Linked DNA regions of Homo sapiens: all the other regions are linked to region 2. The links are chromatin contacts, found by Hi-C or POLR2A ChIA-PET in ENCODE. All regions are on one chromosome and are shown on one strand. The core of a region is the stretch at or near the end of the contact, and the rest is flanking DNA. Distances in the headings are between cores, read along the strand shown. Region 1 holds the start of APEH (acylaminoacyl-peptide hydrolase). Region 2 holds the start of UQCRC1 (ubiquinol-cytochrome c reductase core protein 1). Region 3 holds the start of AMIGO3 (adhesion molecule with Ig like domain 3). Region 4 holds the start of PTPN23-DT (PTPN23 divergent transcript).

What was found. A loop is a pair of places that touch in the nucleus more often than their neighbours do. ChIA-PET counts read pairs that join two places held with the same protein, here RNA polymerase II (POLR2A). Pooled maps may share reads with other maps.
Region 1: a pooled map shows a loop between it and region 2 (10-fold over the local background). The contact joins the promoter of APEH here to the promoter of UQCRC1 in region 2. A Hi-C loop is called at or near these places in 7 of 50 pooled maps.
Region 3: a pooled map shows a loop between it and region 2 (4-fold over the local background). The contact joins the promoter of AMIGO3 here to the promoter of UQCRC1 in region 2. A Hi-C loop is called at or near these places in 1 of 168 maps with a recorded cell type or tissue (breast epithelium) and 2 of 50 pooled maps. POLR2A ChIA-PET finds 5 or more read pairs at or near these places in 1 of 52 experiments (HEK293).
Region 4: a map of naive thymus-derived CD4-positive, alpha-beta T cell shows a loop between it and region 2 (25-fold over the local background). The contact joins the promoter of PTPN23-DT here to the promoter of UQCRC1 in region 2. A Hi-C loop is called at or near these places in 1 of 168 maps with a recorded cell type or tissue (naive thymus-derived CD4-positive, alpha-beta T cell) and 7 of 50 pooled maps. POLR2A ChIA-PET finds 5 or more read pairs at or near these places in 2 of 52 experiments (activated CD4-positive, alpha-beta T cell and naive thymus-derived CD8-positive, alpha-beta T cell).

What each region holds. Positions count from the first base shown.
Region 1 is chr3:49,673,066-49,675,765 of GRCh38, reverse strand. It overlaps APEH (acylaminoacyl-peptide hydrolase), which reads right to left and starts at 1,415. Exons shown (of 22, transcript NM_001640.4): 1 at 1,353-1,415; 2 at 1,145-1,277; 3 at 457-583; 4 at 1-72. The coding sequence starts at 1,364. It also overlaps a transcript of BSN not described here. RefSeq lists a silencer at 1,121-1,730.
Region 2 is chr3:48,608,352-48,611,051 of GRCh38, reverse strand. UQCRC1 (ubiquinol-cytochrome c reductase core protein 1) reads left to right here and starts at 1,406. Exons shown (of 13, transcript NM_003365.3): 1 at 1,406-1,500; 2 at 1,750-1,890. The coding sequence starts at 1,432. RefSeq lists enhancers at 1,016-1,125, 822-1,336, 1,416-1,515 and a silencer at 1,686-1,785.
Region 3 is chr3:49,718,321-49,721,020 of GRCh38, reverse strand. It overlaps AMIGO3 (adhesion molecule with Ig like domain 3), which reads left to right and starts at 1,337. Exons shown (of 1, transcript NM_198722.3): 1 at 1,337-2,700. The coding sequence starts at 1,556. RNF123 (ring finger protein 123) reads right to left here. Exons shown (of 39, transcript NM_022064.5): 36 at 368-510; 37 at 127-221; 38 at 1. It overlaps GMPPB (GDP-mannose pyrophosphorylase B), which reads left to right. Exons shown (of 9, transcript NM_021971.4): 9 at 1-1,105. RefSeq lists enhancers at 973-1,202, 1,973-2,082, 1,564-2,371.
Region 4 is chr3:47,380,061-47,382,891 of GRCh38, reverse strand. PTPN23-DT (PTPN23 divergent transcript) reads left to right here and starts at 1,400. Exons shown (of 1, transcript NR_185912.1): 1 at 1,400-2,831. It overlaps PTPN23 (protein tyrosine phosphatase non-receptor type 23), which reads right to left and starts at 1,871. Exons shown (of 25, transcript NM_015466.4): 1 at 1,712-1,871. The coding sequence starts at 1,795. RefSeq lists enhancers at 1,132-1,807, 1,849-2,068, 2,239-2,298, 1,808-2,485.

The sequences.
Region 1 (2,700 bases), core at 166-2,665, 1.1 Mb before region 2:
CCAGGGCCCGTGCCTCCAGCCTTGCGCAGCACAGCTTTCATGGTGCCTGAAGGAGACTCTCTGCTCAGCAGTCTGTGGACATGGGGTAGCACAGGTCAGGATTATCTTGCAATAACCCCTTCCTGCTCCCTACTGGGCACACCTCTTAGGAGAGATTCTTGAGGCTCTGGCCCCACACCAGCTTCTGGAGCACCTCTAGCCCCACCTTGCCTTTCCTCCCTGAGGCAGAGACTCTACTCTCTGCAACTCCCCAGGCCACCATGGGCTCTAGTCCAGGCTGAGTTTGGAGCAAGCTTCCAGTGCTTATCAGGCCATGTCACCAGAAACTGAATGAGCTCCCAAGGGGGCAAGAACCTGGCTGCTGGCCTCCCTTCTAGGCACATGGTGAGCATTCATAAAAGGCTTGCATTGCGGACGGCTGTGGCCTTGCCCACAAGCTTCCTCCCTCAAACTTACTCCCCCCGGGTCTCCACACTGTTGCCTGCAGGTCCTGCAAACACCACTGAGTCCCCGTCATGGAACACCAGGTATTGGCGGCAGAATCGAATGTTCTCCATGCGTTCCAGGTCCCTCTGGGTCCACTCTGTGAGGGGAGGCATGAGACTGCTCACCTTGTCTTGGCTACTCCTGGCTACTGCCCCCAGCCCCACCTGACCCAGGAAGGCCTAGATCTATCTTCCCCAATCTCTCAATCTGTCTCCAGACACTGACACCCTGGCTGCAGGCTGGACAACACTTGGCCACAACCCTAGTCCAGGCCTCCAGAGCCTGAGCTGACAGCCTCTTTGAGAGAACCCCCTAGTAACCCCAGCATCCACCCTGGAATCTTGAGGGCAGCCTGGCATGTGTATGGGATGGCGTGTTGGTGGAGAGCCCTACAAGGTCCACGCCCTGAGCCCAGGTTTGACTTCTACCCCTACGCCGTCATCTCGTGCACTCATGGCCGCCATTCGATAACGCCCCGCACGCCCCCTCCCCCCCTCCACACACCTGTGTGCAGGGACCTGTGGGAGTGTAACCTCCAAGTCCAGGCCGGCTCCCTATATACCCTTACGCACTGTCAAGCAGCGAGCCCTCCACACCCCCTTCCTTCCCACCCCAGTGCGCGACCCCGTCGCCAGCCAGTTCCCCTTCGCACACACACCAGTGTGCACCGTCCGGTATTGGCCGCCGTACTGCGTGGTGACCTCCGGGCCCAGGCAGGCGGCGCTCAGCGCGGGCTGGCGGCTAAGGCCCCGATACAGAGCCGCCGCCTCCTCGGGCTCGCTCAGCAGCACCTGCGCAGGGGACACACCAGGGTCAGGCCCGGCCCGGGCTGCAGGGACCACGGGGACCGCGGGCCGAGCCCTCACCTGACGTTCCATAGTCTCCTCTCTGCCGCCGGGGCGAGGCGGGGCGTGCTCGCGCCCGGAAGTGAGGCTTCCGGGGGCGGAGCCTGGGACGGCCCGGGCTGTCTCCGCCCCTGCCCTGCGGCAATCTGTGAGGGGCGGGGCCTTCGGCTAATGGGTGAGGACCGTTGGCAGGGGGCGGGCCTTGACGGTGAGAGGACCCGGCCTGGGAGCGAGAAGTCCTGGGTGGGTGAGAGCAGGGGTCTCGCCAGGGGCGGACTAGCCAAGTGGGGGGCGGGGCCGTGGGCTGAGTCCTGGGCCTCTTACCGAGGGGCGAGGCGTTGGATCTCGGAGGAGAGGGGGCGGCCCTGTGGAAGCGGAACCCGGGAGCCCGGCTTCGGGGAGGGTAGAAGGGCCTACGAGAGAAGGGGTTGAGGGGGTGCTGCAAGGCGGAAGCAGCGCGGTCGGACGGGCATGGCCCAAGCACGCGAAGGGCGGGGCCCGAGGGGAATGGGACCAATGAGTCTTTGAGGATGAAGGGCAAGGCGGGCGGGTCCGGATTGGAGCCCTGCGAGGAATGTGGAGCCGGGAGCCTGTGAGCGTGAGCGTGAGCGTGAGCGTGAGCGTGAGCGTGAGGGTGAGGGTTGGGCGGGGCGGAGCCGGCCGCAGCGTGGATCTCCCGCGGCTCTGGGGCTGACTGTAGGGTTCCTTCGGGTCCACCACGAGGCCGACATTCACTACACAGTGCCAGGCCCTGCCCTGGAGGGAGTTCCACGCAGACGAAGAAGAGAAGGGCCAGGGTCCGGGCGGAGGGCGCGAAGCAAAGCCCTGGGGTGCGGGGCAGAGGGGCGGGTGCCAACTCTTAGGGTGCTGCCCGGACTTATCAGTCGCCAGGCCTGCCGCAAGAGCTATCTATCCCCGCAGCCTTTACCCAGCCTTCTCAGTGGCACCTTGTTGGGGACCGTGAGCTGGTGGGTCCCTGCCTTCCTCCCCAGGCCTCACCCTGAGCTCTTGGGTGTGAAAGGCCTGGTGGGCTCAGACTCCACCCAGGACCAGGGAGCTTCCTGTGGAAAAAACCTAGGCAGGCAGGTTCCCTGTGCACGTGGTACAGGATTGGCTGGGCTAAGGTGCCAACAGAGATCAGGAGAGGCTGGACAGTAAGGATGTTCCCTCCATATACCTGAGTCTGGCTGGTCTTCCACATTCAGGGCCCTGGCTCCCTGCTCCATGGCGTGCTTGTGATTGAGAGTCCACTTGTCTGGCCTGTAGCTTCCCCTTTCCCATCAGCCGCATCATTACTTACTCAAGATAACTAGTTAAGTAAAAAAAAAAAAAAAAAAAAAAAAAAAAGTCCCGGCCGGCCGGGCGCGGT
Region 2 (2,700 bases), core at 157-2,656:
TAAGATACTGTCTGACAGGATTAATGATTATGCTTCTGTGACCTATAAACAGATGTACTCTTGCACCCAAACCTTGATGAGATTTATGCTCTAATGTAACTTCTGAGCACATTTGATGTAATTTCTGAGCACATGGAGAGCCGCCACCACCAGTGTATAAACTGTCGGAAACACTGCTTTGGAGCAGTCTAGCAGAAACTCCCTGAAAGGCTCTCCCGGGTTGCAATTCTTGGTAAGACTTCTGAATAGAACTAACTTTAAATATTTAAAAGCTTGTTTTTTTTTTTCTTTAGTTGACATAACAAAGCATACCTTAGAAGTCTTTTTTTTTTTTTTTTTTTTTTTTTGAGACGGAGTTTCGCTCTTGTTGCCCAGGCTGGAAATGGCGCGATCTCGGCTCACCGCAACCTCCGCCTCCCGGGTTCAAGTGATTCTCCTGCCTCAGCCTCTGGAGTAGCTAGGATTACAGGCATGCGCCACCACGCCCGTCTACTTTTGTATTTTTAGTAGAGACGGGGTTTCTCCATGTCGGTCAGGCTGGTCTCAAATTCCCGACCTCAGGTGATCCGCCCACCTCGGCCTTCCAAAGTGCTGGGATTACAGGCATGAGCCACTGCACCCAGCCAGAATTCTTTTTCCTCTTACAGAAAAGGAAAGGTTTCACCATGTTGGCCAGGCTGGTCTTGGACTCCTCGCCTCAAGTGATCCACCTGCCTCGGCCTCCCAAAGTGTTGGGATTACAGGAGTGAGCCACCGCTCCCGGCCTGTACTTAGTTCTTTTAAAGAGAAAACTGGCAGGGCGCAAAACTGGCCAACATGGAGAAACCTTGTCTCTTCTAAAGAAACAAAAATTACCGGGCATAATCCCAGCTACTCGGGAGGCTGAGGCAGGAGAATCGCTTGAAGCCGGGAGGCGGAGGTTGCAGTGAGCCGAGATCGCGCCATTGCACTCCAGCCTGGGCGACAGAGCGAGACCCTGTCTCAGAAAATAAAAAATAAATAAAGAGAAAAAAATACTGACTTTCAGCACCAACTTGTGGTCCCAGGTAAGTTTCCACGCTGGTACTTTAGCCCTGGGCTCGAACCTGCGGACACGCTGTGGCTGCAACTCCCCGCCCGCCAGACCTCAGTACGCAGCGCGGCTGGTGAGAAACATAATGCACTCTGACTTCCACGCGTGGAATGGGGAGATGGACTGCACGGCGGGCGGACCTGCTCGGGCTGATGGACGGCAGGTGGACTGATGTGCGCAGGGACTGGCGGCAGCGCGGTCAGAGCCAGTCAGCCAAAGCCAGGCCAGCACAATAGACTGTCCCGGTTCCCGCCAGGAGGCGGCCGAGCACCAACTGTACGGTACTGCGCCTGCGCCGCGACCGCCAACGCGCCCAGTCTACGCTTGCGCGGCGCAACAGGGCCGACTGCAGCTGGAAGATGGCGGCGTCCGTGGTCTGTCGGGCCGCTACCGCCGGGGCACAAGTGCTATTGCGCGCCCGCCGCTCGGTGAGGTGGTGGCGAGAGCGCGGGGCTTCGGGACAGGGCTTCGGGAAGCGGACAGGTGTGGGCTGTTAGCAGTGGCAGGTCGAGGTGGGGAGGACGCGGGGTCAGGGCCGTGGGAAGGTCACGGCGGAGGGCGGGGAAAGGTATCTCGCCGCTTGCCTAGGGGCGGGGTTCGGGGGTCCTCCTGAGGACCTGGGAGGTGGGGAGCGATCCCCTGACCGAGTCCTCACTCGCGGCTGTTCCCTTCCACAGCCGGCCCTGCTGCGGACGCCAGCCTTGCGGAGTACGGCAACCTTCGCTCAGGCGCTCCAGTTCGTGCCGGAGACGCAGGTTAGCCTGCTGGACAACGGCCTGCGTGTGGCCTCCGAGCAGTCCTCTCAGCCCACTTGCACGGTGAGTTGGGGACGCTTTTGGGGAGAGGGCCTCCAGGTTGGGCCTGCCGTCTTTTCCCTGGTTGGGGTGTGACCTTGGGCTCGAGTCTTCCCGTTTGTGGTTTGGGTTCGGACCCAGGACCACTCACCCCGAGAATGGCCCCATTCCCTACCCTAGCCACGCCTTGGCTTCACGGGACAATCTTCACTATAAGCCAACATTATTTAGCATATAATGCCCGTTAAGTAGGCGGCCAAATTCTTTTCCAGCCTTTTGTTAAGGAGCCCATATAAGGGAAGTGATCATGTCTCCTCTTATAATGCGGAAAATGGGATTCAGACACCTTAGGTGACTTGCAGGGGTCCAGGTCTGTCAGCCTCACTGCCCAAGGTCATAATCTCCAGGCTAGACCAGAAATACATTTTAGGAAGCAAATGCATTTTAACAGTACAATGAAATGTGTGATTTTCCAAAAAATACAAATTCTCTAAATTGACACAAGAAATCTTGAGTCACAGATAGATATATGAATAGGTGAGAAGATTCCCAAGAAATAATTATCTCCTCCTCCTTTCAGCCCCCAGCCCCAGGGCCAGATGTTTTTATTGACACATCCTTTTAGTTTTCCAGAAACAATGTCCTGCGATTTAAATTGTTACTAAGCATAGGAAAAGGTGGCCTGCAACTTCCTTGTTATATGTCACTTGTTATAGTAAAGAATGCTATATTACATGAACTCTAAAATGTGCTAGATTGTAAGGAGCTGTCTGTGCTCCAGTGCCAGAGAAAGAATCTCAAGAATCTTGCCAATTTTAATCAAAGGATACTATA
Region 3 (2,700 bases), core at 88-2,587, 1.1 Mb before region 2:
GCTGCAGGGAGGAGAGTGAAGGGTGGGCTGGAGTTGGATGCCTGGCTATGTGGATGTCCGTTGTGCCTGTGTAGGAGTGCACACATATTCAAGTGGCATGGACCTGTGCACCGTGTTCCCACTCACCAGGGAGGCAGCTGCTGCCTGGGCAGATGCAGAGGTCAGGTGCGCCAGCATCTGTTCCACTTGGGCCAGCTCATCGGCACTGATATAATCCGCATCTGGGGAGTGGTAGGTAGTGTCAAGTCAGAGGTAGCTGAGGATGTGATGCCTCTTGAATATTCCCAGCCTAGGACTTTGCTGTTCTTAAGGCTCCTGACCCGACCCAGCCCCAGATTTCCCTGACCTGCCCCACCAGCCCACTCACAGCTCTGCAGGGAGAAGCGCTTCCGGTCAGGGGCTGGCAGAGCAGTGCCAGGTGCTGGGGGCTCTGGCTGTCCCAGGAGATAGCATATTGAGCGTAGCTGGAAGCAGGGATCTGCCAGGAGCACTGATGTGGCTTGCTCTCTCCTAGGTAGGGGAGGGTGCAAGGGCAGTCAGAAGGCTTGGGGCCTGGCTAAAAGTCTCTCTTGGGATTGCCAATGAGGAGTGCCATGGCTCGTACATGATCACCCCCCCTGCATCCTTTCCGTCTCCCTGCTTCCCAAACCCCAAGTCCTGTATTCTAGTAAGGTGCCACACAGCCTGTTTTTTTTTTTTTTTTCTTGAGACGAGTCTCGCTCTGTTGCCCAGGCTGGAGTGCGATGGCACGATCTCGGCTCACTGCAACCTCCACCTCCCGGGTTCAAGTGATTCTCCTGCTTTAGCCTCCCGAGTAGCTGGAATTGCAGACGCCCACCACCACGCCCGGCTAATTGTTGTATTTTTAGTAGAGACAGGGTTTCACCAGGTTGGCCAGGCTGGTCTCGAATTCCTGACCTCAGGTGATCCACCTGCCTTGGCTTCCCAAAGTGCTGGGATTACAGGCGTGAGCCACCGCGCCCGGCCTGGGGTACCACTTTAAGAAGGCTCAGGCGAACCACCTTAAGATAGTGAGAGTCTGCCTGCCCCATAATATTATCAGTCCTTCAAAGTCACTTCAAATAAACACTAACAGCAGCTTGGAGACATTCTTCCAGACTCCCCCTTTTACTCCCCGAGGAAAAACGAGCGGCGGAGAGCTGCCAGCCAAAGGCTGACGGGGACTTTGGGGTTGGCCTTGCTCCCCATCTGGCGGTCATGCGGGGCCATTGGGCACAAAGGGATGTAGCCGCCCCGCCTCCTCAAACGGGAACCAATAGGAGCCCGGGCCCCGCCCCTGGGGGGAGTATTTAGGAGCCGATCAGGAACTCGCTTGGAGAGGGCTAGCGAAGCCGAAGGGAGCGCGGCTAAGAGTGCCGCACCGCCTCACAACCTGGGAACCGGAGAGTAGGGGCCGTCGGCTGGCAAGAACCCGCCGTGCCTCCTCGGCAAGGGCCATCCGGTGCCACCCATGTCGCACTAGAGCAGAAGAGGGTGAGTCCTGGAACTGCAACCTGCACAGAGCTGCTCTGTACTGTCCCTGGTGGTCGCCGCCATGACCTGGTTGGTGCTGCTGGGGACACTGCTCTGCATGCTGCGCGTTGGGTTAGGCACCCCGGACTCCGAGGGTTTCCCGCCCCGTGCGCTCCACAACTGCCCCTACAAATGTATCTGCGCTGCCGACCTGCTAAGCTGCACTGGCCTAGGGCTGCAGGACGTGCCAGCCGAGTTACCTGCCGCTACTGCGGACCTCGACCTGAGCCACAACGCGCTCCAGCGCCTGCGCCCCGGCTGGTTGGCGCCCCTCTTCCAGCTGCGCGCCCTGCACCTAGACCACAACGAACTAGATGCGCTGGGTCGCGGCGTCTTCGTCAACGCCAGCGGCCTGAGGCTGCTCGATCTATCATCTAACACGTTGCGGGCGCTTGGCCGCCACGACCTCGACGGGCTGGGGGCGCTGGAGAAGCTGCTTCTGTTCAATAACCGCTTGGTGCACTTGGACGAGCATGCCTTCCACGGCCTGCGCGCGCTCAGCCATCTCTACCTGGGCTGCAACGAACTCGCCTCGTTCTCCTTCGACCACCTGCACGGTCTGAGCGCCACCCACCTGCTTACTCTGGACCTCTCCTCCAACCGGCTGGGACACATCTCCGTACCTGAGCTGGCCGCGCTGCCGGCCTTCCTCAAGAACGGCCTCTACTTGCACAACAACCCTTTGCCTTGCGACTGCCGCCTCTACCACCTGCTACAGCGCTGGCACCAGCGGGGCCTGAGCGCCGTGCGCGACTTTGCGCGCGAGTACGTATGCTTGGCCTTCAAGGTACCCGCGTCCCGCGTGCGCTTCTTCCAGCACAGCCGCGTCTTTGAGAACTGCTCGTCGGCCCCAGCTCTTGGCCTAGAGCGGCCGGAAGAGCACCTGTACGCGCTGGTGGGTCGGTCCCTGAGGCTTTACTGCAACACCAGCGTCCCGGCCATGCGCATTGCCTGGGTTTCGCCGCAGCAGGAGCTTCTCAGGGCGCCAGGATCCCGCGATGGCAGCATCGCGGTGCTGGCCGACGGCAGCTTGGCCATAGGCAACGTACAGGAGCAGCATGCGGGACTCTTCGTGTGCCTGGCCACTGGGCCCCGCCTGCACCACAACCAGACGCACGAGTACAACGTGAGCGTGCACTTTCCGCGCCCAGAGCCCGAGGCTTTCAA
Region 4 (2,831 bases), core at 151-2,650, 1.2 Mb after region 2:
ACGATGAAACCCCCTCTCCACTAAAAATACAAAAAATTAGGCAGGGGTGGTGGCGGGTGCCTGTAGTCCCAGCTACTTGGGAGGCTGAGGCAGGAGAATGGCGTGAACCCGGGAGGCGGAGCTTGCAGTGAGCTGAGATTGCGCCACTGCACTCCAGCCTGGGTGACAGAGTGAGACTCCGTCTCAAAAAAAAAAAAAAAAAAAAAAAAAAGAAAAGAAAAAGAAAACAGGAGTTCTGTTGTGTCTTAGAAAAATTCATCCAATTGTATTTGTATGAAACAGCAGATGAAGGCCTGTAATCCCAGCACTTTGGGAGGCCGAGGCAAGCGGATCACCTGATGTCAGGAGTTCGAGACCAGTCTGACCAACATGGCAAAACCCCATCTCTAATAAAAATACAAAATTAGCCGGGCATGGTGGCGCATGCCTGTAATTCCAGCTACTTGGAAGGCTGAGGCAGGAGAATCGCTTAAACCCGGGAGGCTGACGTTGCGGTGAGCCGAGATCGTGCCATTGCACTCCAGCCTGGGCAACAAGAGCGAAACTCCGTCTCAAAAAAAAAAAAAAAGGTAGGAAAAAGAAACAGCAGATGAAGAAGAGAGCAACGTCTGGATAACCGTTAACAAAATTCTAGAATTTTGGATCAATTACCCTCATTTCCTGGCCCCAAGAGGCTAGATGATGGACTCAAACACTGTCTGAACTAAGGCAATGGTGTATGGCGATTAGAGGGGAGACAGCTTCTTGGGAAACTACTTCCAAACCCATTTTCTTTTTCCTATTTGTCTTCCCAAGCGTCTCGCTAAGTGGTGCACCATCTAGATTGGGGCTTACTCTGGCATCTGCTGTGCTAAGCCCACAAGGCCCCCCACCTGCGACGGCCTCCTGGTTGTTCCTTTTCATTTCTGCTCTAGCCCTCAGTGCTACCAATACAGCGGATGTCTCGGAGGGCACCTGTGTTCAATCACCACACCTGAACCTCTCCACAGAAGTTCCTTGCCTTAGTCAACGCCAAACCTGCCCGTCTGTTCTTCCAACACAGTAAGATTTCTCTGAGCTCTACAACACTGTTTATGCCCTCCAGTCGGTTACGAAAAGCAGTAACCCTCCTAAAAATGTCGTGGGATTGTATTGTTTGGTCCAAAGAGACTCCCGAATGGGAGACCATACAGAATCGCAGCAATTGTAAAACAAACCCTCACCGCAGGGGTCGGGCATCTCCCTGGGCCACCGGGGCTCACGTCTTAAACACACGCCCCTGAGCCATCCCCAGTGTCTGTCCCAGGCGGGCGTGGACTTGACAGCGCACCGAGGGCCGGGCGCAGCAAAAGAATCCGCACGGTCAGGGCCGCCCACCGCTCCCGCGCGGGGCGGTCCTGGCATGGAGGAGGGGCGGGGCAGAACTGGGTCCGAGCGTCAGAAGGAGGAAGTGTGCTGCCTCAGTGGGAACAGCGGATGACTCGGGGCAGAAGTCGGGAACCGGGTTCAGATGAAGATGCAGGTGCTAGCACGGGGCTATCGGGGAGGAGAAGAATGGCCTGCGGGCGCCGGGGTGTGGGACAGGCTGAGGAAAACCGGCGAAGGCCCCTCCTGGCCTCACCGGACCCTGCGACCGGGCCTGAGGAGGTGATGGGCGCGCAGGGGGGCGTCACGCGCTTGCAGACGACGGAGATACGCGGCGGATAGGGGGGAAGATGGAAGGCAAGCTCACCTTCTTCACAGCTGGCTGGAAGTGAAAGTCACCGGCCTCCTTCAGGTCCAGCCAGATCATGGGCATGCGGGGCACGGCCTCCATGGCGGCTGGCACCCGCCGGCCACCCGGCCACTCCCGTAGCTGCTGCAGCTGCTGGCTCAGCCACGAGCCCAGCCCCGCCCCTTCGTGCCGGAAGTCACTGGTCACGGGAGGGAATGAAAAATGCCAGCGGCCTGCCGGGAGTTGCAGTGAACCCAGCCACCCGCTCGCGTAGTCTTTTGCGCAGGCGCTGTCCCTGTTGCGCATGCTCAGTCTTCTTCGCGCGGAGGGAGTAGGGCGGGGAGGAGCTCGCCAGCCCGAGGCGAAACGGCTTCTGGGATAGTAGTCTTCATCCACTAAACTGAGAGGCGCGGAGCGAGCTTATTCCCCGCTCCCGGGCCAAGCCCAGCTGCGGGTCCCGCCCGCCGCGCTCCTCCCTCCTAGGAAGAGCATGAGACCTCACCTATGAACTTGCCCTCCCACGTATTGTCAAGAGCCGTGGAGGACTGGTGCTGTGGTAGAGATGACGTGGCGGGCGGGCCGCTGGAAAGAGATGACGCGAAAACGGGCCTTAGAGAGGGTGCGGAGGGAGCACCTGGCCTGAAGGAGTCGGGGCTGAGAGCTGGGGGTTTCAGTCCCAGTGCTGCGAAGGCTTTCGAGCTTTGGAACAGAATCACTGACCGGAGACTGGCCTACTCAGCCCAGCCTGGGAGGCCGGGCAGTGCCCAAGGGAGACGGACGATAGGGAGGGAGCGCCTGGATGGAGGGTCTCAAGCGGAGTGAGGAGGCCCCGGGCCCTGTGGGGAAGTGGGTGGGGGAAGGTATACGGCCAGGTGAGCACCCAGGGACGCCCACAGTATCTGGAAGGAGACCACGGAATGGAGAGCACCTGTTGCCTCTGGAGAGGGGACCTATAGAGCAGGAATTGTTAAATCATATGGCTGTATCACCTACTTTTAGAAATAAATAATAGGCTACTCGGGAGGCTGAGGCTGGAGGTTCAATCGCTTGACCTGGGAGGCGGAGATTGCGGTGAGCCTAGATCTTGCCACTGCTCTCCAGCCTGAGCGACAGAGCGAGACTCCGTCTCAAAATAATA